5 separate regions of the Homo sapiens genome follow, and all the other regions are linked to region 3. A link is a loop called in an ENCODE intact Hi-C map of the cell type or tissue named here. Cell type or tissue: MCF 10A. All regions are shown on one strand.

The links. Hi-C counts contacts between places; a loop is a spot of excess contacts. Peaks named below come from ENCODE experiments on the same cell type or tissue, not always from the same donor. Only the 100,000 strongest peaks of a DNase experiment are listed, where the experiment ranks them.
Region 1: a loop joins it to region 3, with 30 times the contacts of the local background. A loop is called at or near these places in 3 of 110 quality-filtered maps.
Region 2: a loop joins it to region 3, with 11 times the contacts of the local background. A loop is called at or near these places in 10 of 110 quality-filtered maps.
Region 4: it touches region 3 in a loop (14-fold over the local background); 6 of 110 quality-filtered maps call a loop at or near these places.
Region 5: a loop joins it to region 3, with 24 times the contacts of the local background. A loop is called at or near these places in 4 of 110 quality-filtered maps.

The regions. Positions count from the first base shown.
Region 1 is chrX:87,336,524-87,341,523 of GRCh38, reverse strand. No RefSeq gene overlaps it. Among named protein-coding and RNA genes, the nearest start is that of KLHL4, 180 kb to the left of the region's middle. In MCF 10A, CTCF peaks have their summits at 2,798, 3,879 and 4,078; no DNase peak of the experiment used is centred here.
Region 2 is chrX:88,133,323-88,138,322 of GRCh38, reverse strand. No RefSeq gene overlaps it. Among named protein-coding and RNA genes, the nearest start is that of CPXCR1, 610 kb to the left of the region's middle. In MCF 10A, a CTCF peak has its summit at 2,314; no DNase peak of the experiment used is centred here.
Region 3 is chrX:88,610,521-88,615,520 of GRCh38, reverse strand. LOC107985713 (a long non-coding RNA gene) reads left to right here and starts at 2,031. Exons shown (of 5, transcript XR_001755911.2): 1 at 2,031-2,173. In MCF 10A, a CTCF peak has its summit at 1,977 (motif pointing right); a DNase peak (open chromatin) is centred at 2,000.
Region 4 is chrX:87,695,746-87,700,745 of GRCh38, reverse strand. No RefSeq gene overlaps it. Among named protein-coding and RNA genes, the nearest start is that of KLHL4, 180 kb to the right of the region's middle. In MCF 10A, a CTCF peak has its summit at 3,118; no DNase peak of the experiment used is centred here.
Region 5 is chrX:87,967,851-87,972,850 of GRCh38, reverse strand. No RefSeq gene overlaps it. Among named protein-coding and RNA genes, the nearest start is that of KLHL4, 450 kb to the right of the region's middle. In MCF 10A, no CTCF peak of the experiment used is centred here; no DNase peak of the experiment used is centred here.

The sequences.
Region 1 (5,000 bases), 1.3 Mb after region 3:
TCTGTTGCCCAGGCTGGAGTGCAGTGGCATGATCTCAGCTCACTGTAACCTCTGCCTCCTGAGTTCAAGCAATTCTCATGCCTCAGCCTCCCGAGTGGCTGGGATTACAGGCACGTGCCACCATGCCCAGCTAATATTTTTGGGGGGAGTTGTTGTTTTTTTTTTTTTTTTTTTTTTGGAGAGACACGGTTTCACCATGTTGGCCAAACTGGTCTCGAACTCCTGACCTCAAGTGATCTCAAAGTGCTGGGATTAAAAGCGGGAGCCACTGCGACCAACCCTGTTATATCATTTCCTAAAGATTCTTACAGTCCAGTTATAGTGTCAATATGCTGCTGGAGACAAAAGTATAAGTGCCAGGTGTTGTGGGATATACCAGGGATCACGCCTGTAATCCCAGTACTTTGGGAGGCTGAGGCTGGTGGATCACATGGGGCCAGGAGTTTGAGACCAACCTGGCCAACATGGCAAAACCCCATCTCTACTAAAAATACAAAAATAGTCGGATGTAATGGCACACACCTGTAATCCCAGCTACTCTGGAGGCTGAGGGCTGATGCAGGAGAATCACTTGAACCCGGGAGGCGGAGGTTGCAGTGAGCCGAGATAGCACCACTGCACTCCAGCCTGGGTGACAGAGTAAAACGCTGTCTCCAAATAAATAAATAAATAAATAAATAAATAAATAAATGAAAGTATAAGTATAAAACAATGATAGCAAGGGTAGCTTATGATATTTAGGTATACATGAGAAAGAATCCATGTAAAATGACAGAACTTAATATTTTCACAGTAACAAATCACATTTTTCTTATCCTTTTTGTACTCCAGTATCAATAATTTTAATAACAAAAATAGTGTTAATAATAATAATTGTTACAGAATAGTCAGTTTCTTAAAAGATGAAAAAAACAAAAACTCTGCTAATTTAGTCTGGAATCAATTTTCTGTGAACCTTGCAGTCTACATCAATATTGACCCTCAAATAGTGAAAACAAAGTTAAACTAAAAAAATGTGCTATATACTACAATATATAAAGCACTCTATCTGGATGTTTTAAGTAATATAAAAATAATGGATTTTATGTGATGCATTTCTTACATTACACAGGCAACAATGGACCATAGGGGTTAACATCATCCAACAATATAAACCGAAGTAGACCAAAAATAGTCTAAGAGAAACTGACTTGAGATGTTGCAGTAGTCATAGTTGATGCCACTCAAAACTATTAGTCTAAACCAATCATAGTAATAAAATCTTATTTATTTTGCCAGTAATAAGTTTAGAAATCGGCATGTGGCCCAAAACTTGTCAATGTGATATGCAAACACTGCGGAGTTCCTTCTCAGGAAAGTCAGCATGACACTACAAAAAGACATACTTTTCTTCTTTTGGAGGTCACCATGTCAGAAGTTGACACCTTGAGCTATTTCAATCCTATTGTTAGAAGCCTGAGGGTAAATTCAATATATGAAAAAACTGCAGATTGTAAAGAATCACAGAGAAATGGAGCCAGAGCCTTGAGGCCACCCTGACTCCTTACTTTTGTAGCTTAGTAAATTTCATTGTTATTTAAGTCATTCTGAATTGGGTTGCTGTTTTATGGACCAAAAGCACCCTAAATGATACAAAGTAAAAGTAAGTAAAAGATTAGATAATAGAACATAGGAGACTTAAGGGATAAATTCCCCCCAAAATTTACAGTCTGAAGAGGTCTAAATGTATTTATAGATGAAGTTGAAGAATTGATTGAAATGAAGAAAACAAAGATAAAATAGTATAAAAGAGAGAAGCAAAACTAGAGGAGATAAGGTCATGAAAGAGACAATCTTCTTAATTTTGCCCCTTTTTTATCCCCACTTTCAGAAGTACCTGAAAGTAACAATTCTTAGGATCAGGAGAACAATGAGCACAATGTAAAGTCCATTAGGACAGAGAGGTTTTTTTCTTTAAATTAACAGGCATGTACCTAGAACCTAGAACATAGGTGCCTGAAACACAATTAGTCAATCAACACTTATTTGCTAAGTTAAAGAAATGATGTCCAAAGACTGGGTGGTGACAGTCATCAAAGCTGAAAATGATAATTCTTGCATCTGTTGTCTAAATCAAAAGTGAGAAGACATAATTTGATTTCATAAATTCCTGTTAACTGGCTATGTTATAAAACATCTTTCTGGTGGAAGTACAACTCTGCAACAGAGTAATTGCTAGATTTTATTCATTCATACAATTTCTATTGAAAAAAGTCACAAAGAAGCTATTAATTAAAAATAATAAAGTAATGGAACCAATGTCCAAAACATGTAAAGTTTTAATTTAAAACTTCTATTTTATGTGTGTTTTTTAAATTAAAACAAAGAAGCTGTTAAAATTTGAATGATGATATTGAGAAAGACAAAAGGTTTACATGTGTAATGTATTATCAAATGCTGCTATTTAATTTGGGACGGTTAATAAGAGGAAAATAAGACATAAATAGTACAGAATATTAGGAGGCAAAACAACAAAGATGGTGAACATGGGACTTAATATATGTTATATCTGAACAGCATAATTAAAAGAGCTAAATTTTTATACCCAAGTTCCAATAATGTTACTGATCCATAGCTAAAAAGTTCCAAGGGTTAATTTAATGTATATTTTGAAAAGTTAGGCATTATTGGCCATAGACCATATTAAGTGCATTACAAATTTTAATAAAATGCATTGTTTTTGTCACTGTAGTATAATAGTGGCAGTTGAGTGTGAAGAAATAGATTCCTTCTTCCTCTTTTGTTTTCAGTGCTGCTTTGTTAATTTTTAACTCAAGATGTCCCTCTGCTGGAGTACTGGATTATTGATATGTAAACTAATTCTTTGTACAGGGCATGCTCAGATTTTGAGAATGAATTATCTAAAATGTTTCTGCTGCTTTGTAATAAACTAACCATGTTACACTTGAAGTGTGATAATTAAAATATACATATTAATATTTCTATAAATTACTTACAGAATTTCTGTTAAAAACTATTTCCCACACCAGTCCATTTTCCAAGTGCAAATCTAAGTTCCATCCCTGCTACCCTCACTCTCAACAATAACTTCTCTTTTACATATAATCTGATTGATATAATCTTCCTAATCTACTTATTTTCTTCATACCAATTCATACAATATTTCCCTTTTGTGTTTGACTTATTTTACTTAGCATAATATTTTCAAAAGTCATCCATGTTGTAATATGCATCAGAATTTTATTTCACTTTAAGGCTAAAGAATAGTTCATTAGATGTATATAGCACATATTGATAATTCATTCATACATATATAGACATATGGGTTATTTTCACTTTTTGGCAATAGCAAAAAAAAAGTTTCTTTGTTCATTTTATCATAACCCTCTTCTCTGTTCTATTCCTATATTCTAAATTCCAAAGCCATTTCACTCAATTTTTTTCTCATCCCTTTTGGGATATTTCCACATTCATGATTTTTTCTTGCTACTGTATCGGTTGTTATGGTGGTGAAATACACATAACACAAAATTTACCATTTTTAAGCATACAGTTTAGTGGAATTAAGAATATTCGTGTTCTCGTGCAACTATCACTACTATTGATCTCCAAACCTGTTCATCCTTCAAACCTGAAACCCTGTACCCACTGAACAATGATTCCCAATGATCCCCTCCCATGCGACCCTATAACACACTATTTTGTCTCTAAGAATTTGATTACTCTAGGTATCTCACGTGAGATCATACAATATTTTCCCTTTTGTGTCTAACTTATTTTACTTAGCATAATATTTCTGAAAGTCATCCATGTTGTAATACACATCAGAATTTTATTTCATTTTAAGGCTAAAGAGTAGTTCATTAGATGTATATTTCACATATTGATAATTCATTCATATATATATAGACACGTGGGTTATTTCCACTTTTTGGCAATTGCAAATAATAATGCTGTGAACATTCATGTACAAATAGCTGTTCCAGTCCTTCCTTTCAATTCTTTTGGATACATACCTAGAAGTGAAATTTCTGGATATATAGTAGTTCTGGGTTGAATTTTTTCAGTAACCACTAGAGGTCTTCAACAGCTGCTACATCATTTTACATTCTCATCAGCAATGTACTAGGGTTTCAATTTCTACACATCCTTAACAACTTTTTTTTAGATTAGTTTTATTTCATATTGATAATAGCCATTATAATGGGTATAAAGTAATATGTTATTTTCATTTTATTGTCTTAATGACTAATGATGTTGATAATTTTTTATATATTGAATACTTGCATATTTCTTTGGAGAATTGTCTAAGCCTTTTGTCCACTATTCAATTGATTTGTATTCTTTTTCGTTGTTGAGTTGTAGGAGCTCTTTATATATATATTCTAGAAACCAATTCTTTATCAAATATATGACTTGCAAATATTTTCTTTCATTTTATAAGTTGCTTTTTCACTTGTTTGATAGTGTTTCACTATTTGATAGTGTTTCACTTGTTTGATAGCACAAAGAAGTTTTTAATTTTGATGAAGTCCAAAAAAATTATATATATTTTGTTGATGCCTGTGTTTTTGGTGTCACATCTAAAAAAATCACTGTCAAATCTAATGTCATAAAGATTTGCCCCATATTTTCTTATAGGTTTTATATGTTTTATAGTTTTAGCTCATATTATTTTATTTTTTAATTGGCAAATTAAAAATGCATATTTTTAAAAAGACAACATAATATTTTGAAATATGTATACACTGTGGAATGGCTCAGTTGAGTCATATGAGTTGAACATATACATTACCTCACATACCATATTTTTGTGGAGAGAACACTTAAAATCTACTCTCAGAGATTTTCAAAATAAAACATATATCTTTTAACTACAGTCATCATGTTGTACAATAGATCTCTTGAAATTATTTCTCTTATGTAACTGAAGTTTTGTATTATTTGACCAATGTCTCCCCGACCCCTTATACCTCATCCTCTAATAAACACCATTCTAT
Region 2 (5,000 bases), 480 kb after region 3:
ATTATGGAGCCACCATCTTTATAGACATCAATATCATTATTGGAAAGACAGGAAAGCTTTCAAAGACAGTCATCTTATTGTCCTATTAAGACATTACCCTCTAATATATTTCGAATTTAAATAAAATATTGTGAATGTTCTGATTCTTTTGGCCTTCATTTGTTTATTCCTCCTTTCTACTTACTTGTTCTCCTCAACTCTATTATTGAAACAAGTGCAACACTGATCTTTTCTTTCTTTCATACTCTTGTTCTTTCATGTCCCACAAATATGACCATTATGAGCACTTATTACTGTTTCGGAAAACAGCATATCTGCTATACCTGTGAAGCTTTTCAAAGCCTGCCTTTTCATGGCTTATGATATATAGTAGCATGCCAGTTAATGGTATGATGAACATGTATTTGAGAGTGGGATATTTTAAAAAATACACAGATTTCAATAAAACATGCTTGCTTTTTTATGTAAAAGTTATATAACTTTAAGATAAGTATAACGTTTGAAAATCAGAATGTTAAACAGGCAGTATTCTTGAATATACAGCTCTTAATTTTATCATATTACATATTTGAAAACAAACAAGAATATTTTTGTTGATGTACTTTTCATTTATATAAATTCATTGAAGTTTTAGAAAATGATCCCAAACTTAAAAGGTCCAGCAAAGTCTAGTCAGCAAAGTTCAAAAGGTTTAAATAGAAAAGGATTTTTAAATGAAAATGATATTATTACCTTGTTTTGTGATGAATGATAGTGCTGCTAATGAAACAATGAATAAGAATTCTGACTATCTGTGTGCCGGTACTATTAACATTTCATTAAAAATCACATTAAAATATAGTAAAAAGTGTGAAGTATTTAAACCATGTAAATAATAGCATTTTTATAACCACGGAATATCAGAGCTAGGAAGGAATTTAGAGGTAAAGAAGTCTAAACGAGTGCATTGCCAAGGTCACCAAGCTGATGTGTTTAAATCAGAGCCAAAATAGAAGAGTGGCAATGAGGAGAAAAAAGAAATTACATATGGTCCCTATTTCCATCCAGGCCTGGTAACGGATCTTTGTATAAATATTCTCACGTAATCCTTCTGACAGCCTGGTGAGCTAAGTAGTATTATTATCTTGATTATACCACTGAGGTAGCTAAGATTTTGTTAGTAACTTTTCCATTGTTGACACAGTAAATTTTCTCGAACCAAGGCAGTCTGACTCCAAAACCCTTGCTTTTTCCACTATGCCATTCTGCCTCTAGTACTTTTTTCCTTACTTACTGTTTAATGTTCCTTTCTTATATTATTTTGCTGATGTTGTTGTTGTTTTATGAGAAACAAGACCAGCTAAAAGTGTAAAAATATTGGAAACCATGCCTTATGGCATTCCTATAATATCTATTATAAGATACCTACACTCCTTCACATGAAATTTCAGGCATATATAGCAATTACATGAAGACGAGAAACGTTAAAAACTTATAAAAGAATGATAATAATATACACAACCACTGGGGCATTCTTACTTTCCACAGGTGTTGAGTGTAAGATTAATAATTAATAATCCAATGGAAATAATATTGAATCTTGGGTTAGGAAGGAAAGGAAGAATTGTGCTTCTAGCACAATGATCACCTTGAGTACGGACTCCTATAAAGTTTTACTCCCATTATTCTTCTCTGAATCTTTGAATTATAAAATTTTAAAAGTGAGGAAGTTAGACTGTGTCAGGGATTTCCTCAAATCCACGTAAGGAATGCTGAGGAAATGAGAAAGAGCACAGAACTGGCTGGGCCCTAGTTTCTCCGCCTCCTCTGAAGCTGCAGCAGCTCCACCTTCTTTGGTTGTACACATAGGATTTCTGGTTAATATTTGATTTGATGTAAATATATTTCCACCAAAAACAATAAAAATGAAACATATTGATTATTTTTGAAGTCTCCTACAGTTTCATATCATATCTGTGGTTTCATCAGATTTATAATAAAAACTGTTTAAATCTGACAGAAAACAAAAATCTGTTTAAGTGAGAACACCTAGCCTACCTCTTTTTCCTCCTACCAATACATTTTCCCGAAAACACAGCAATATTTTTTCAACTAGTATAACATTTTTCATTTAGCAAATAATTATCAAAGTTTCTATTGTCTGTCAGAGTGGGTGTAAAGCAGGAAGAGTGAAAAGGAAACTAGAAAACATATGCAATTCTTTTTGAAATAGTAAGAACGCAAACAAAAGTCTCCTTTAAGACTAGCTGAGAGTAAGAAAATTTAATTAAATGGGTCCAAACGTGTAAGAATGTGCTTCAGACTAACAGGAGAAAGTGTGGTTGTGTGATTTCTCTTGCAATAATGCTTTATCTTTAATTATTTTTAACCATAAATGTTGGCACTACTCCATTTTTATTAGAAGAATCATACTGCCATCTAGTGATAACCTTGATGATGATTTTTTGCGTTGAAATAAGATGGTTATTTAAACCTGGGAACTCAGTAACAAATTGAAGAAAATTCCCAAAAGCAATATAAAAGTTTCAAAGCATTTGTGTCAGAGAAATTGTAAAACCTTTAACTGTCATTATGTATCAAAGAACATCAGCTATATTTTCAATTCCTTTTCTTTTTAGAATATTGAAAACCGATTTGTACCCTGGTAATCCGTAGTCGATAACTGATTTTGATGACTTTGTAGAGAAATGTCAATATCAGTTGGATCATCCTCAGTGTGTTGAAAAGAACTTACAGCAACAACCAGTGAGTCTATCTAGAAAAGCTTGTTTGATGTCATTGAGAAGGCTTCCCAGGGACCTTTTGTTTCCATATGTAACTCAAAGATACAGACCTTCAGAAACCATCTTTCTTAATTTCCTTGAGAAGAAACTTAAAGCAGGAATAATATGAGAATAGGTCACCACTCTTATAATTTTCACGTTTTGGTTACCCTTAGGACTTCAGTGTACTTCTATCCTGGTAAGTATTAACACTGCACGAATCACACAATTTGTTATTTTTGTTTTAATAAATGGTTGAATTACACTAGAACATAATGTAAAATACACCAGGATCCAATCATAACCTCCAAAACATAAACCCAAAATGTAAACATGATTATGCCTGTGAAACCTTTCTCTTCTCCTTCCTTATTCTTTCTCTGGTATCTTATTTATTTCTATGACTTCAACCATAATATTTATAAAGAAGACTCTTGAATCGTGTTACATGATAATTTGGGGATATTTGTTTAATCCTCATTGCCTAGTAAGATTTTGAAAGTATAAGTTCTAGTCTATGAATTTTTATATAATCCATAGTGCCATGCATGCAGGATCATCTCAATAATGCTTGTGGAATGATATTGGAAAGGAAGCAATAATTCTTCAGATATCACTGTGCATGTGAGGGAGTGGAAAGTGCCAATGTACAAGTAGGATTACTTCACTAATCTCAGTGCATCAATTCATATAAAACTGAGATCAATTTTAACATTTAACATTTGTGGTTAGTTAAAATTATCAGAAATGTGTTGCATAGCTTTTCTCTACGTAAACTTGAAATATTTAAGTGTTCAATATCTTCATATCACAGAATAAACAAAACATATCAAAACTATGACACAAAGGAACACACAGTATCAAAGGCACTAGTTTGACAACGGGCAAACCATTGCTAGTAAGTTTTTTTTGAGACGGAGTCTCGCTCTGTTACCCAGGTTGGAGTGCAATGGCGTGATCTCAGCTCGCTGCAACTTCTGCCTCCCTGGTTCAAGCGATTCTCCTGCCTCAACATCCTGAGTAGCTAGGATTATAGGCAGGCACCACCAAGCCCAGCTAATTTTTGTATTTTTAGTAGAGACAGAGTTTCACCATGTTGGTCAGGCTGGTCTCGAACTCTTGACCTCGTGATCCGCCAGCCTCGGCCTCCCAAAGTGTTGGAATTACAGGTGTGAGCCACGGCACCCAGCCCATTCCTAGTAATGTTACCAATATCTAGGCATTGAGTGAACATAGCAATCGCTTTGCCCCAAATTTGTTATTTTCCAGCCTGGAAACATTTAATTACTTTAAAATGACTTTGCTAAATGAATTGTTGAATGCAGCAGTAAATCTGTAACAACTAAGAGCAGAATACATGCTTGTTACATAACCCACAGGCTGTGTTAGTGTTCTGGCTATGTTTATCAACATCAACATTCAAATAAAATGTGATACGTGTCTCTAAAAGAGCTGGAGTTTTTATTAAAATACAAAAATCTATTATGAATGTCACAGTCACTTTACATTTCTCAAAACTCTTATGGTGATTACAAGGTACGTTTTTATTTGCCACTTTGTATGAATGAAATACTACTCTGGCAAATGTTTTATCTTCAATCAGATATGGCTCACAAATAGAAGGTAAAAGACTCATTGGCCCTGTTAGCTAACATTCTAATCTATAGCATTCAATTGTAATAAGTAAAATTAATCGTTCAGTTCAGATGCCATAATTTCTCTGATAGAAATGGTCTCAAGTCCTCTCCTGGGGAGAAAGTGAAAAAGACAGACAGCAAACCAATAAAATTCCACAGCCAATCACTTTGCAAAAGTCAGGTTTAAGTTCCACACTTTGTATCCATTAATGAAGAGATGAAGTGAACATCACAAGGGGAACTGAAATTTGTGTTTTTACAGGCTTCAACAAAGTTAGTATGAAATTTGTCTTCATGAACATCCAAGAATAAGGACATGACCATTAATGAGGAACAGGAAATTGAGCCATAAAGAAACCTGGACAAGAAATGTACTATCAGGTCTGAACTTTCAAACATGGTAATTGTTTGAATGAATTACCAAGAAAAATTATGACCATCTCTTCCTTGAGACATTTAAAATGCAGTATCTTTAAGAACCATGCATAATCTTAGGTCTACTGTCTGGGACAACTTAAGAGAATGATGCTCAAAAATGAAACACACTAAATTAAGCCTGGAGTGTCCTTTCAGACGTCTCTTTTACAATTTACAATATAGC
Region 3 (5,000 bases):
TTTCTAGTTGCATAGAATATCTTTTAACACTCCATCACTTTCGGTCTATGTGCCTTTATAGATGAGGTGGATATTGGGTCTGATTTATCCATTCAGCCACTTTGTGCCTTTTAATTGAAAAATTGATTCAATTTACATTCAGTGACAGTATTGATAAGTAAGGACTTACTACTGCCATTTTGTTGCTTTATTTCTCTTTCTTTCATTCTTTTATTTTTAAAAGATGACAACTTGTCTTAGCTCACAAATAAAAAAAAGAAACAAACCAAGAAAACAACAACAAAAAAACAACTCTACACTTTAATTCCATTTTTCACATTTAGACTTAAGTTGTCTCAATTTTCATATTTTTATATTGCCTGTCTCTTAACAGGTTGCTGAGGTTATTATTGTTTTTGATAAATTTGTCCTTTGGGCTTTATAATAAAGTTATGAGTGGATCACACACCAAAATTACAGTATTAGAGTAGTCTGGGTTTATCCGTATACTTAGAATTGCCAGTGGGTTTTATACTTTCAAATGTTTTGTTTTTGCACATTAGTATCTTTTTCTTTCAGGATGAAAAACTCCTTTTAGCATTTCTTATAATACATGACAGGTGGTGGTGAATTATCTCAGCTTTTATCTGGGAAATACTTTATCTCTTCTTCATATTTGAAGACTAGCTGGCTGGGCGCTGTGGCTCACATCTGTAATCCCAGCATTTTGGGAGGCCAAGATGGGTAGATCACGAGGTCAGGAATTCAAGACCAGCCTGGCCAAGATGGTGAAACCCCATCTCTACTAAAAATATAAAAATTAGCTGGGCGTGATGGTGGAGGCCTGTAATCCCAGCTACTCGGGAGGCTGAGGCAGGGAATTGCTTGAATCCGGGAGGCAGAGGTTGCAGTGAGCTGAGATCGCGCCACTGCACTCCAGCCTGCTCACCAGAGCGAGACTCCATCTCAGAAAAAAAAAAAGAAAAGAAAAGAAAGAAAAAAAAGAAGAATAGCTTTCCTGGGTACAATATTGTTGGATGACAGTGGTTTTGTTTGTTTGTTTGTTGCAGTTTGAAAATGTCATCATACACCCTTCTGGCCTGAATGGTTTTTGTTAAGTCTGTTAGATGAATCGAAGCTCTTTTATATGTTATTTTCTTATTTTATATTGATGCTTATAGGATCCTCTCTTTGTGCTTGACATTTGAGAATTTGATTATTATATGCCTTGGAGTACTCTTATTTGACTTTAATTATTTTGGTGTTCTCTGACCTTCCCGTACCTAGATATTTATCTCTTTCTTAAGTTTTGGAAAATTTTATGCTATTATTTCTTCTGATAAGCTTTGTACCTTGCTCTTGCTTAGCTCCCCTTTGAACACCAATAATTCTTAGAGCTGGTTTTTTGAGATATTTTTCTATATTTTACTTTATCTTCATTTATTTTTATTTTTCTCCTGACTGTATTTTCAAATAGCCTGTCTTTGATCTCCCTGATTATTTTCTATGTTTGATCTATTCTGCTGTTGAAGGCCTCTAATAAATTTTTCAGTTAAGTGAATGTATATCTCAGTTCCACAGTTTATGCTTGATATTGTCTTATTATTTCATTTGCAAAGTTTCTATGATTAATTCCTGATTGATTTTTTATGTTATCTTGGAAAACACTATTTCTTTAAATTGCTATTTTAAATTCTTAGAGAGTTAACAAATCACCATCTCATTAGGGTCAGTCACTAGTTTCTTGCTTTGTACATATGAGAATGTCATAATTCCCTTTGCTGTTGTTTGTGTGGCAGTATGTCTATTTCTTTGCATTGAAATATTAATTATTTATTCCAGTTTTCTCTGCTTGGCTTGTTTTTGTTGTTGTTGTTAGATATGTTTGCTTAGAGATTTTTTATAATTTGCCTATTGATTTTTCTTCTTTTCTTTTCCTTTCTTTACTTTTCTTTTTTTTTTTTTTTCTGCTAGGTTGATGCCTTCATTAGGGCACTAGATGGAGCCTTAAGCCCAGGTTTGCTGCAGTTCTAGTAAACAGAATGTCTTTCATCCAGAATGAGGGATGTAACAGGAGAAATATCCCAGTAGTGTGGGAAAGCTAATTAGGGGTTTGTACCCATGGGAACTATGGGATAAAACTTCTAAAATGTGGTGATACTGAACAGTTGCTCTGAATTGATGTCTCCTTTGGGTGAGTTACAAAGCAGAGTTTTCAGGGCTAGGAATGGTTGTCCTTCCTTCTCCATTTGTCTCTCACTGTCTTCAGGAATATTTCTCCCTTCAGGCACTCCCAATGCTTCCCGTGGGTTGAGGCAGGAATGTGTTTTTTTGTCAGTGAAGCTGAGATCGTCAGGATGGTGGTGCCCCCTCTTGATCCCACTTTTTCCAGTGTAGAGACCATTAGTCCTAAGGAAGATTTTTATGTGTTTGGTGGTGGGAAGATTGGAGGAACGGTCATCACAGATGTGGAAGTCTGAATCTCTTACATATGCTCTAAGGTTTCTTGACTTTCCTGCCGTCCTGGGAACTGTCACATCTTCCTGTGTGAGGTCTGGGCTATTGCTGGAGAGAATCTTGGCACTATATGTTTGTTTTTAGTTTTCTATGGGGGTGGTGAGGCCAGCTTTCTGCTATGCTGCCATTTTGAAACTGAAAGTCAGTGTTGAAAATTTTTTTATGTACTTGGTCATTTGTATTTATTCTTTGAAAAATGTCTATTTGCCAAAATTTTGTAATAGATTTTTTTTTCTGTTCAGTTGTTTGAGTTCCTTATATATTCTGGACATTAACGCCTTGTGAATGAATAGTTTGCAAATATTTTCTCCTATTCTTCAGGTTGTCTCTTTCCACTGCTGATTGTTTCCTTTGCTGTTCAGGAGCTTTTTTGTTTGACATAATCTCATTTCTCTATTTTTCTTAATGCCTTCACTTTTGAAGTATTACTCATAAAATCTGTACCTAGAACAATGTTCTAAGGCATTTCCCCTATGTTTTATTCTTTTATAATTTGTGTCTTACATCTAAGTTTTTAATGCATTTTGAGTTGTTTATTATATATGGTAAAAGATGGAAATTTAGATTTATTCTTCTACATGTCGATATCCAGTTTGTCTAAAACTATTTACTGAAAAGAGTGGCATTTTCCTAATGTATGTTCTTGACTCCTTTTTTGAAAATCAGTTAGCTATAAATATGTGAATTTATAATTGGTTTCTCAATTCTGTTTCATTGACATATGTGTGTTTTATTACAATTCCATGCTTTTTACATTTTTGTTTCTTTTTTTATTGAAGTGAAAAATACATATATAATTTATTATTTTGCTGTTTTGAAATGCGAAGTTTAGTGGTAATATATGCTTATGTACTTATTATAAATATAAAATCTTCTTTGTTTCTTTCATTTCCGCCTTTGATAACCATTAATCTACTCTTCATTTTCATGAGATTCACTATTTTAGCTCCATCATATGAGTGAGAAAATGTGATATTTGTCTTTCTGTGCCTGACTTATTTCACTTAATATAGTGATCTCCAGTTCCATCTGTGTTCCTTAAAATGACAGGATTTCATTCTTTTTATGGCTGAATAATATTTTGTTATGCATATATGCCATATTGTCTTTATCCACTTATTCATTGGTGAGCATTTATGTTGATTCCATATTTTGAACTATTCTAAATAATGCAGCAATAACATGGAAATGCAGACATCTCTTTGATGTACTGATTTCCTTTCTTTTGAATATATACCCAGTAGTAGAATTGCTTAATATATGGTAGCACTTTTTTTTTTTCAGTGTCTTGCTCTGTTACCTGGGTTGGAGTACACTGGGGTGATCTTGACTCACTGCGACCTCTACCTTCTGGGCTCCAGTGATCCTCCCACCTCAGCCTCCCTAGTAGCTGGGACTATAGGTGCATGCCACCATGCTGGGCTAATTTTTTTAATTTTTTTGTGGAGATGGAGTTTCACCATATTGCCCAGGCTGATCTTGACATTGGGCTCAAACAATTCACCTATCTTGGCCTCTCAAAGTGTTGGGATTACAGGTGTCAACCACCATGCCTAGTGGTAGATCTATTTTTTCTTCTTTGAGAAACCTCCATAATGTTCTCCATAGTCACAGTATTAATTTATATTCTCAGCAACAATGTACAAGAGTTTTCCTTTCTCAATACTCTTGTGAGTTATTGCCTGTGTTTTTGATAAAAGCTATTTTAACTGGAGTGAGATGATGTCTCACTGTGATTTTGATTTGCATTTCTCTGATGATTTGTTATTTTTAGCATTTCTCATACACATGTTTGTCATTTATGTACTTCTGAGAAAAGTCTATTCAGATCTTTTGCTTTTTTTTTTTTTTGAGATGAAGTTTTGCTCTTGTCACCCGGGTTCAAGAGATTCTCATGCCTTAGCCTCCTGAGTAGCCGGGATTACAGGCCCCTGCCACCATGCCCAGTTAATTTTTGTATTTTCAGTAGAGATGGGGTTTCACCATGTTGGCCAGACTGGTCTTGAACTCCTGACCTCAGGTTATCCACCCGCCTCAGCCTCCCAAAGTACTGGGATTACAGGCATGAGCCACCAGACACGGCCTTTTGCTTATCTTTTAATTGAATTATTATTATTATTTTGCTCTTGAACTGTTTAAGCCACTTATATATTCTGGTTATTAATCCTTTGTCAGATCAATGGTTTGCAACTGTTTTCTTCAATTCTGTGGATTGTCTTCATTTTTTTGATTGTTTCATTTGTTGCGTGAAAGCTTTTTAGCTTGAGGTAATCTTATTTGTCTATTTTTGCTTTGGTACCCTGTGCCTTTCAGGTCTTACACACAAAAAAATTTGCCCAGACCAATTTCCTACAGTGTTTCCCCAATGTTTTCTTCTAGTAGTTTCCTAGTTTCAGGTAGTAGATTATAGTTTCTAATTTATTTTTATTTTATTTTTGTGTGTGGTGAAAGATGGCAGTCTAATTTTTTTTTTGGCATAGTTAATCGATTTTTCCAACACATTT
Region 4 (5,000 bases), 910 kb after region 3:
TGAAAGAGTATAACTGGATTGTTTGTAAGACAAAGGATAAATGCTTGAAGGGATGGGCATCCAATTTTCCATGAAGTGGTTATTACGCATTTGCATACCTGTTCCAAAATATCTCATGTACTCCATAAATATATACACCTACTATGTACCAAAAAAAAATTAAAAATAAAAAAATTTTACAAAAAGAATAAAAAACCTTGAGCAGAGTAGGAATGATGAGAGAGCAGAAGACTCTGGTACTGGAAACAATAGTTCCAGCAGTTCCAGCAATGATGATAGGTGATATCTTCAACACAGACACTGGAATTCTAGATATTAGGCATCTGTAGCCTCATCTCAGGTAACAACATGTATTAGAAATAGCATCTCTACATACAGCAAGCTCCAACACCAGTGTTGAGCACTTCTTAGACAATGATTCTATAGTTACTACTATTAGCACTGGCAGCAAAAAAGGAATCAAAGTGAAACGGAGCATTTTTGTTCCTACCTGGCGACTCCAATAAAAATTTGAAAAGATTTTGAAGAGACTGTTTCCTATAGATAAGCTTTCCTCAATTTTGGAAGTATGACATTTTAGGATGAATAGTGCTTTGTCGTGGGGGGTTAACCTTTGCAATGAAAATATTTAGCAGCATCTCTGATATCTGCCTACTAGATTCTAGTTGTACTCATCAGCTGTGTCAACCAAAAATGTCTCCACGTATTGCCAAATGTCCGCTGAGTAGGCAAAATTGTCCCCAGTTGAGAAATGCTACTATAGAGTAAGAGAGAAGAGCCAGAGAAATCCTGCTTTGCAATTGTTGCTATCACCTAAATTTTCCCCTAAGATAGAGAAGCTAGAGAAAGCCTAGTTATATGTACAAATGAAGACAAACCTAGTTTTTTTTTTAGCGTGTTAAAACTTTACATCTTTATCCAAACATCTCATGTACCCCATAGATATAGACACCTAGTGTGTACTCACAAAAATTAAAAATTAAAGAAAACACATTGGCTTATATGGTTTTGGGAGCTTCTAATTCTGAAATTTGTAAGGCAGGCTGATAGACTGGAAACTAATGTTGCAGTTTTGAGGCTGCTTTTTTTTTTCTCAGGAAAATCTTATTTTCTTTTAAGGCCTTTCAGTTGACTCAGTAATGTTCACCCATATAATCAAAGTAATCTCCTTTACTCAACTTAACTCATTGTACATGTTAACACATCTACAAAATACCTTCACAGCAGCACCTATATCAGTGTTTAAACAACTGGGTACCATAGCCTAGCCAAGTTGACACACAAAACTATCATAACAACTATATTTTTTGAGTTTCACAAGCTATTTTGTATAAAACACAAATTAGTATGTTGATTGTGAATCTCAGTAGCTCCTAAAAATATAAATTTTGTCTGGTTATAGTGGCTCATGCCTGTATTACTAGCACTTTGGGAGGCCAAGGCAGGAGGATCACTTGAGGTCAGGAGTTTGAGACCAGCCTGGGCAATATAGTGAGACCTCATTTATACAAAAATATAAAAAATAGCCAGGCATGGCTGCACACACCTGTAGTATTGGCTACTTGGGAGGCTGAGGCACGAGGATCACCAGAGCCCAAGAGTTCAAGGTTGCAGTGAGCTATGATCACACCATTGCACTCTAGCCTGGGTATAAGGGTGAGAATCCGTCCCAAAAAGAAACAAAAATTATGACTAGCACTATTTAACAAAGAGTTTGAGACTTTATCCAGAGCATTACACAAATGAGCTCAAGGAAAAGGTAAGCAGAGTGGCAAAGCATGAGCGTGGGGTAAAACCTGAGTGTGACTTCAAATTCAGGCCTACTGTCTACTGGCTATGTAACCTAGAGCAAATCACTTACCTCTTTGAGTTTTGGTTTCCTTATCTCTTAAGGAGACATAATAATACCTACATCAAAGCATTATTATGAAATTGAAGTGAGGTGATGTGTTGAAAATGTCTAGAAAAGGATTTAGCCTATAACAATAGTTATAATGTACTGGCTGCTTTCCATACATTCTATGCTATTCTGAGCTCTTTTCACAAATCAAGTCATAATTATTTCAATAACCCTAAAAGGCCTTTACTATTATTACTCCCATTATAGAGATAAAGAAAATAACGCTTGAAACAGTTAGAGAACTAACATTCCCAAGCCAACACTTGTTCCCAGACTGCCAGACATCAGAGTCTAAGCTCTTAACTACAGTAACTTTGGTTTCAACAAGTATAAATATATAGACCAAGGGTCATCAAATTACAGCCCACAGACAGCAGGCCAAATGTAGGTCACTCTCTGTTTTTATATAGCCTGTGAGCTATGAATGGTTTTTACATTTTTAAGTGGTTAAAAGACAATCAAAAGAAGAAAACTATTTTGTGATATCTAAGAATTAATTGAAATTGGGCCAGGCACGGTGGCTTATGCCTGTAATCCCAGCACTTCGGGAGGCCAAAGCAGGCAGATCACTTGAGGCCAGGAGTTTCTTACCAGCCTGGCCAACATGGCAAAACCCTGTCTCTACTAAAAATACAAAAGTTAGTTGGGCATGGTGGCGTCGCCAGTAACCCCAGCTACTCGGGAGGCTGAGACACAAGAATTGCTTGAGCCTGGGATGTGGAGGTTGCGGTGAGCTGAGATAGCACCACTGTACTCCAGCCTGAGCAACAGAGCAAGACTGTGTGTTAAAAAAAATAAATTACTTGAAATTTAAATTTTAGTGCCCATAACTAAATTTTTTTTGGAACAGCTCTACACTCATTTTTTTAAACATATTCTGTAGGGTTGTTTGCATGCTATTTGGCTGAGTTATGTAGTTGCAATAGAGATTATGTTTGGTAAAATGCAACATATTTCCTCTCTTGCCCTTTATAGGAAATGGTAGCCAATTCTGGCCTAGTAACTTATTCTCCTAACTTTGGACTACTCCATTTTATACATATTGTGTGTGTGTGTGTGTGTGTGTGTGTGTGTCTTGAGAAAATAGAACAGATGAAGCTAAGAAAATGCAAACTTACCAAACAGTGAAAAGAGTATGGAGAGAAAAAATTTGCTACCTTGTTTGATGCTGATGAAAAACTATTAATATGATGACAGAAATAGAGAAAAATTGTTTGACAACACCATCTACTGAGAAAATCTGATATTACAGAGAATGTGACAAAACCAGTTTCTCTCAACTTTTTGTATGCATCAGCATCACCTGGATTCTTGGTATGAAATAAATATTTCTGAATTAACATTCCTCACAGAACTTAATAGAAAACAATGCTCATACCCGAGGTAAACATGGCACATGGCCATTTGTATTTCTTCCTATTTTATGTATTTCCTTCATTCAGGTTAGTATTGTTGTATCTTCAGCAGTGGACTTGGTGGGTAAATATTCCATTGATGCTCTGGTTGGAATCAGGGAGGCCTCAGGCCTTTATCCAAGCCTTATTGAGTCCCATTGACAGAGATCATTATACAATGGTTGTCTGCAAGGAAAGGGATGTTTACTGCAGCTGTGCTAAGCCAGGAATCAGAGGGCAGGGTCAGGTAATTTAAGTGAGAACAGCAGTATTGGCTATCTGAATGGGAGAATGAAGCCTGATGAATTCCACTAATAGGGTGTCTACTGATGATTTTCCCCGATGTTCTCAGCTCAGGAGTATAGGCTTGTGGTCTGAAGGCATCATAAATGCACCACGAAGTTTCTGATAAGACATAAGCTGAAAGAGCTTGCTCTCTAACTTCCAGTGTGCCTTAAGGTGCTATAAGGATCAGTGTGTGTGTGTGTGTGTGTGTGTGTGTGTGTGTTCATCTGTGTTCCTTCCATGGCAATCCTGAGAAAAGAACAAGATTGCCAAGTTGTGGAGGGAAGATGCTAGTTAGGAAAGGTGAGAAAAGGTAGTATCAGTGAAATTATTTGGCAATAGTAGTAGTGGCACTGCTAACTTTTCTTTCTAATTTAGAAGATGTTAGGGGCATATGACCCTTTGAGGTAGATATTATTATTAAAGTCAAACATTACTGATGAAAAAATTGAAGCTTTGAGAGGATAAAAAACTGTTAAGATCACTCAGCTAATAAATGATGATTCCAGCCAAGACACAAATCCAGTTTTTATTTGATTTTATTTTTTTACTTTAAAGCCCATGTTTCTTTCATAATGTTAAGCTATTAGGCTGGCATATACATATATATATGTACATAAAACTATCATAATAATAATTACCATTTATTGAGCACTTTGTAGGGCTAGGTTATATATGACATATATAATATCATATGTATATATGATATATATATATATATATTTTGTGTGTGTGTGTATTCTTTGCTTAATATAATTACCACCATAGGTCTGAAACTGAACTAACAAACCATTATTTCCTCCATTCTATTGATGAAGAAATAAGTTCTAAGAGGTTAAAGTGACTTTCTCAATATCACTCAGCTAGTATGTGCAGAGTCTGGATTTAAACTCAGGTCTCTTTGACTCTATATCTTTCCATTATATTAAGATATATTCAAGAGTTGGTATAGTATCCCAATACCACAATTCCCTTTCTTAAGACTTATATAAAGTATGGAGCTGGTTCTCTTATGCAGTCAAACCAGGAACTATAATTAGGAAAAACGCCAGGAATGATGTATGCCTAACATAACCCATAAGGACTACGAATGAACACAGATGATTTCTAGGAAATTTTAATATTCAGAAGCCTATTTACTTCACAGCAAATAAATCATTGATGATCATTGACACATTGCCTGGGTATTCTGTGAAACATCAGGATGGGTTTACACTTCAAACCTTAAGATGATTTAATCCACAGCCTACAGCTTGATCGCAACCTCATGAGAGACCATGAACTAGAACCACCCAAGGAAGCAACTCTTATATTTCCTGACCCTCTGAAAGTGTGTGTTGTAATAAGCATTAATTTTTAAGATGCCAAATTTGGGATAATTTCTTACACAGAGAAAGTAACAAAAAGATGTTAATTTTTAA
Region 5 (5,000 bases), 640 kb after region 3:
TACCATCTCTGCGAGGGGGAAGTGGCAGGACTATAGGGTAATGGTGGGGAGAGGGTCCGCAGGAAAACATGTGAGCAAATGATTCTGTGTCATAAATAAGTTTAAGGAAAAGTGCTGTGCCTCAATGTGCACATAGGCCAGATTTACGTTTGACTTTACACAAACATCTCAGTGCAGTAAAGAGCAGTATTGCCACCAGCATGTCTCACCTCCAGCCATAAGGCAGTTTTCTCCTATCCCAGTAAATAGAATGTTCAATCGAGTTTTACACTGAGACACTCCATTCTCAGGGACGAGCAGGAGACAGATGCCTTCCTCTTATCTCAACTGCAAAGAGGCCTTCCTCTTTCACTAATCCTCCTCAGCACAGACCCTTTACGGATGTCGGGCTGGGGGATGGTCAGGTCTTTCCCTTCCCACAAGGCCATATCTCAGGCTGTCTCAGTGGGGAGAAACCTTGGACAATACCCAGGCCTTCTTGGGCAGAGGTCCCTGCAGCCTTCCGCAGTGCATTGTGTCCCTGGGTACTCGAGATTGGAGAATGGCGGCGACTTTTATCAAGCATACTGCCTGCAAACACATTTTTAACAAAGCACATTCTGCACAGCCCTAAATCCATTAAACCTTGAGTCAATACAGCACATGTTTCTGGGAGCACAGGGTTGGGGCTAGGGTTACAGATTAACAGCATCTCAAGGCAAAAGAATTTTTCTTAGTACAGATCAAAATGGAGTTTCTTATGTCTTCCTTTTTCTACATAGACAAAGTAACAGTCTGATCTCTCTTTCTTTCCCCCACATTACATCTGTGATTACTGGGTGCTTGACACATTCTAAAAGGACCACTGTGGGGCTTGTTAGATTAGTGACATAAACTCAGGCACTAGAGGTAGACACTACTTTGAACTCTAGCTTTGCCACTTACTAGTCACATGTTATTTGGCTTGTCCTTTAGTTTTTCTGTTATTGTTTCCAATTCTGTAAAATCTAACTCTGAGAGACTTTCAGGGAATTAAAATAAAAAGCATTTTACATAGTGCTTGATGAATAACATTATTAAAATTATTAGCTATGATGGTATGATTACTGGAGCAAAGGAGAGTCAGTCATGGAAGTTTCATAATAGTAGTATTGCCCTGGCAAATAAGGCAGAGGAACAGTTTAAATAGAGTAGCTGTATGTCATTTACATAATTTTCTGTCAAGTCCCCCAAGCCTACGAAGAGATTACTGAGTAGAAATGAAAAGAACAACTTACACACAAATATCTGTGAGCAAAATACAGTGCCAAATTGGGACCATAGTAATAAAGAAAAGGTGAAAGAGAAGAATTTTGTTTTTCCTTTTCACCACAGAACATAACATGACGTCAATGACCTGAGGGGCTTTATGTATCTATAGCACCATCAGTATCAGTGATTTGGAGACACTCTCTAGTGGCAATAGCAGCAAGACACCTTCTTGGTGTTTTGTTGTATTTAAGAGGACTTTGTTCACAAATATTACCTCCACTTTGGGTTCTTATAACAAACACCCCATTAGATGTTTATTTTTTTTAATGTCATCTGTACAAGAGACACTGTTAATTAATGTCTGACTCTCAAACTCAACCTTGACATAGATCATCAAAATAAGCAAATGAAAGCATCTGCTGCCTTGAGAAGAAAAATGGCAAACTCCAGATGGCAACTGTGAGGGCTACTCGTTAACTCATGAGGGCTCTCCTCTAGGAAATTCCCAAAAATATTTGTGGGAAGGAGACTTGAAGGGAAGCGGAAAGTTCTGAGTTGATGAGACAGGGCACAGGCAGAGACAGAGCATGTCTGGACTATTATTGTGACTTTATTTAGTTTGTTGGGTTTTTTTAACTTGCAGGAAGAAATGGAATGATAAATATTGACTGTGTTGTAAGCTTGGTAGTGAGTTAGAAATCATCAGCACTTTGTATATCTGTATTGTGAACTAGAATTCAAAACTCCCTGTAAATCTTAGCAAAGGCCTTCTATTTCCAGACTGTTTACATTATTCAGAACTAGTGAAGGTATTTATTTTTGTAGAAGATTTATCAAAATCTTTCTCCTCTTAACTCCTATAATCATCTCCATCTTGTAGGAACTTATTAAAGATAAGCATATTGCTGAATGTTGCCAAAAGAAAATAAAACAGCCTCCCTAAATGTAACAATTAAGTAAATTATTAATTGTTTAATGCCATCATCTTGAAAACATACATATGGCATCTAGGGGAAAAAAGCTATCACACTAACTAAAAAGCCCTAAATGGTTGATATAATCACAAGTACTGAACTTGTGTGTAACTGCACATTATTAATTTTATTGGCATGTAACACTTTCTCCAAAGGGCATACTTTGTTCAGTATTTAAAAGTAAGTGATGCAGATCTTTTTCATATCTATGCAGTATAAATCATAAGTAAAAGGAGAACACCTTTTTTTAATGTAAAAAGCAATATTCGGCCAGTTTGTTTTGCTACTCCCTGTTTCCTTTGTTAAGAACATTTTAAAATAGCAATAATGACATCTGCTGGTCAGTTCATTGAGTCTGGAAATAAATGGAGATCTGTCTCCAGAGAACTGCAAAAAACAAAACAAAACAAATGGATAATTGGAAACGTATTCACATTATATTTGTTAAATTTTGTGAAATCTAAAACTCAGTCATTAAGATTTTAGGCTTAAACAAGATATTTGATATGTAATACAATTCTTAAGTAAATTAACCTTCCACAATCTCAGAGTCTTTATTACCATAAGCAGTTTTGGGCTTGTTGACATTCTGTGAGCTATTGACAAGAAATGTCCATCTGTACTAGTTCCGGTAATGCCTGGGAACCTTAGTGCTACGTTGATGCCTTAATGTATAGATATATTACACTGGAAAAATGTGTTAGCTTAAATCTTTTTTATTTTTATTTTTTGAAGTGATGTCAATTTGAAGGATGCTAATACCTTTAAAAATTGAACTATACTCAGGCAATTCCTATGATTACCGGGAAGGACATTTTTGTATGAACCACAAGCTATATAAGTAGAGATTGCATTATGGCATTGATTTGGTTATGCCTTTATTTCAAATTTTTTTAAATGTCCATGAAGGTGAAAAAAAATAAGGACAAGTCAGAATGCCGATAATGTTTGCATTTTTGAAATATATTTTTTCCTATTTTTATTTTTGTTTTAGCTTTTCAAAATATAACTTTTGTATCAGTCCATTCTCACATTGCTATAGAGACATACCTGAGACTGAGTAATTTATAAATTAGGTTTAATTGGCTCATGGTTCTGCAGGCTATGCAGGAGGCACAACAGCTTCTGCTCAGCTTCTGAGGAGGCCTCAGGAAACTTAGAATCATGGCGGAATGTGAAGGGGGAGCAGGAGCAAGAGAGAATGTAGAAGGAGGTGCTACACAGTTTTAAACAACCAGTTCTCATTATAACTCACTCACATACTATCACAAGAACAGCACCAAGAGGATGGTGCTCAACCATTCATGAAGGACTACACCCATGATCCAATGACGTCTCACCAGGCCCCACCTCCAACATTGGGAATTACAATTTGACATGAGAATTGGGTGGGGACACAGATCCAAACCACATCAACTTCAAATATGTCTTGGGCATTGAACATGGAGGGTAATCATGATGCTCTAATATTTGTAGAGTGGCAGAAATTATCTCTGAAATGAACGTAATCTCCACTTGGTTTGATTTTAAGACCTTCTTATTTCCAGCAACCGGAAGTGTATCCCACAATAGAATATTCTGGGGAGGGACGGAGCTCTAATTGAAATAGAATTCTCCTGTAGTATATATATATATATATATATATACACATATATATATATACATATATATATACACATATATATATACATATATATACATATATACATATATATACGTATATATATACATATATATGTATACGTATATATATACACATATATATATACACATATATATACACACATATATATATACATATACATATATATATATATAAACTAGAGATGCTCTCAGAGAGGAGGAATTTGGGGACAGAAAGTCTCCATTGGTACCCCAATAGAATAAGAAATTTTAGAACTAATCACAGGTTTTTCCACTCTCTGGATCTCTAAAGAAAAATAAGAGCACAACGCCATTGGGAGTCATCCCTGCACACACACCACATCATATAAAGTTTAGTATACTCCTAAAAGTGTGTTCCATAGACCACAAAGATCAAAATCACCTGAAAAGCATATAAAAATGGAGCCCCCTGGGCCCCATCCCAGACCTACTACATTAGGTGCTAGAGGTACAGCAGTGAACAAAAAAGAAAAATATCCTTGCCCTCATAGAACTTACAGTCCAGTGGTTCTTAATCAATAAAATAGAAATTGCGTTAGTATAGAAGAGGCAGATCGCAAAGCAGTAACTAAGATGATTTAGTCAAATGAAAGATTGAAAGAGCTATTTTACCACAGGTAAGATGATATGGTGGTCTGGAATTGGGTGGGAAGGATAAACTGCTGACAAGCATTTTTTACTCAGGATTGCTGTAAAGAAAAAAAAATAGGGAAAATTAAAAAGAAAATAAAATACTGCAAAGAATGAAAAAGGAGAAAAAATAAAGGGAATAAAGGGACAAAAATTTTAAAACAATGGGTTAAGTTTGTGTTTGAGAAAGTGCAGGAGTGGGGAAGATGCATGCAACTTTTCCAGATAAAGAAGAAAATAACAAAATAGGCAATGCTGATTAGAACCCGAAGTTGAAGTATAATAAAAGCATACTAAAAGTGTAAAGGAGAGTAATTAGAGGTAATAGCAACAGCAATAGAGAAAAGAGATTTGGGAAGACATGCGGAGAGTGAGGAGGAAATATTGAAGGAGGGAATGCAAAACCTGTGATCAGAAGGACACCAAGGCAAAGAATTGAGGCTGATACTAGAGGAACAAGTGGGAGTACACATGGATAAAAAAAGAAATAGTCACAACTGA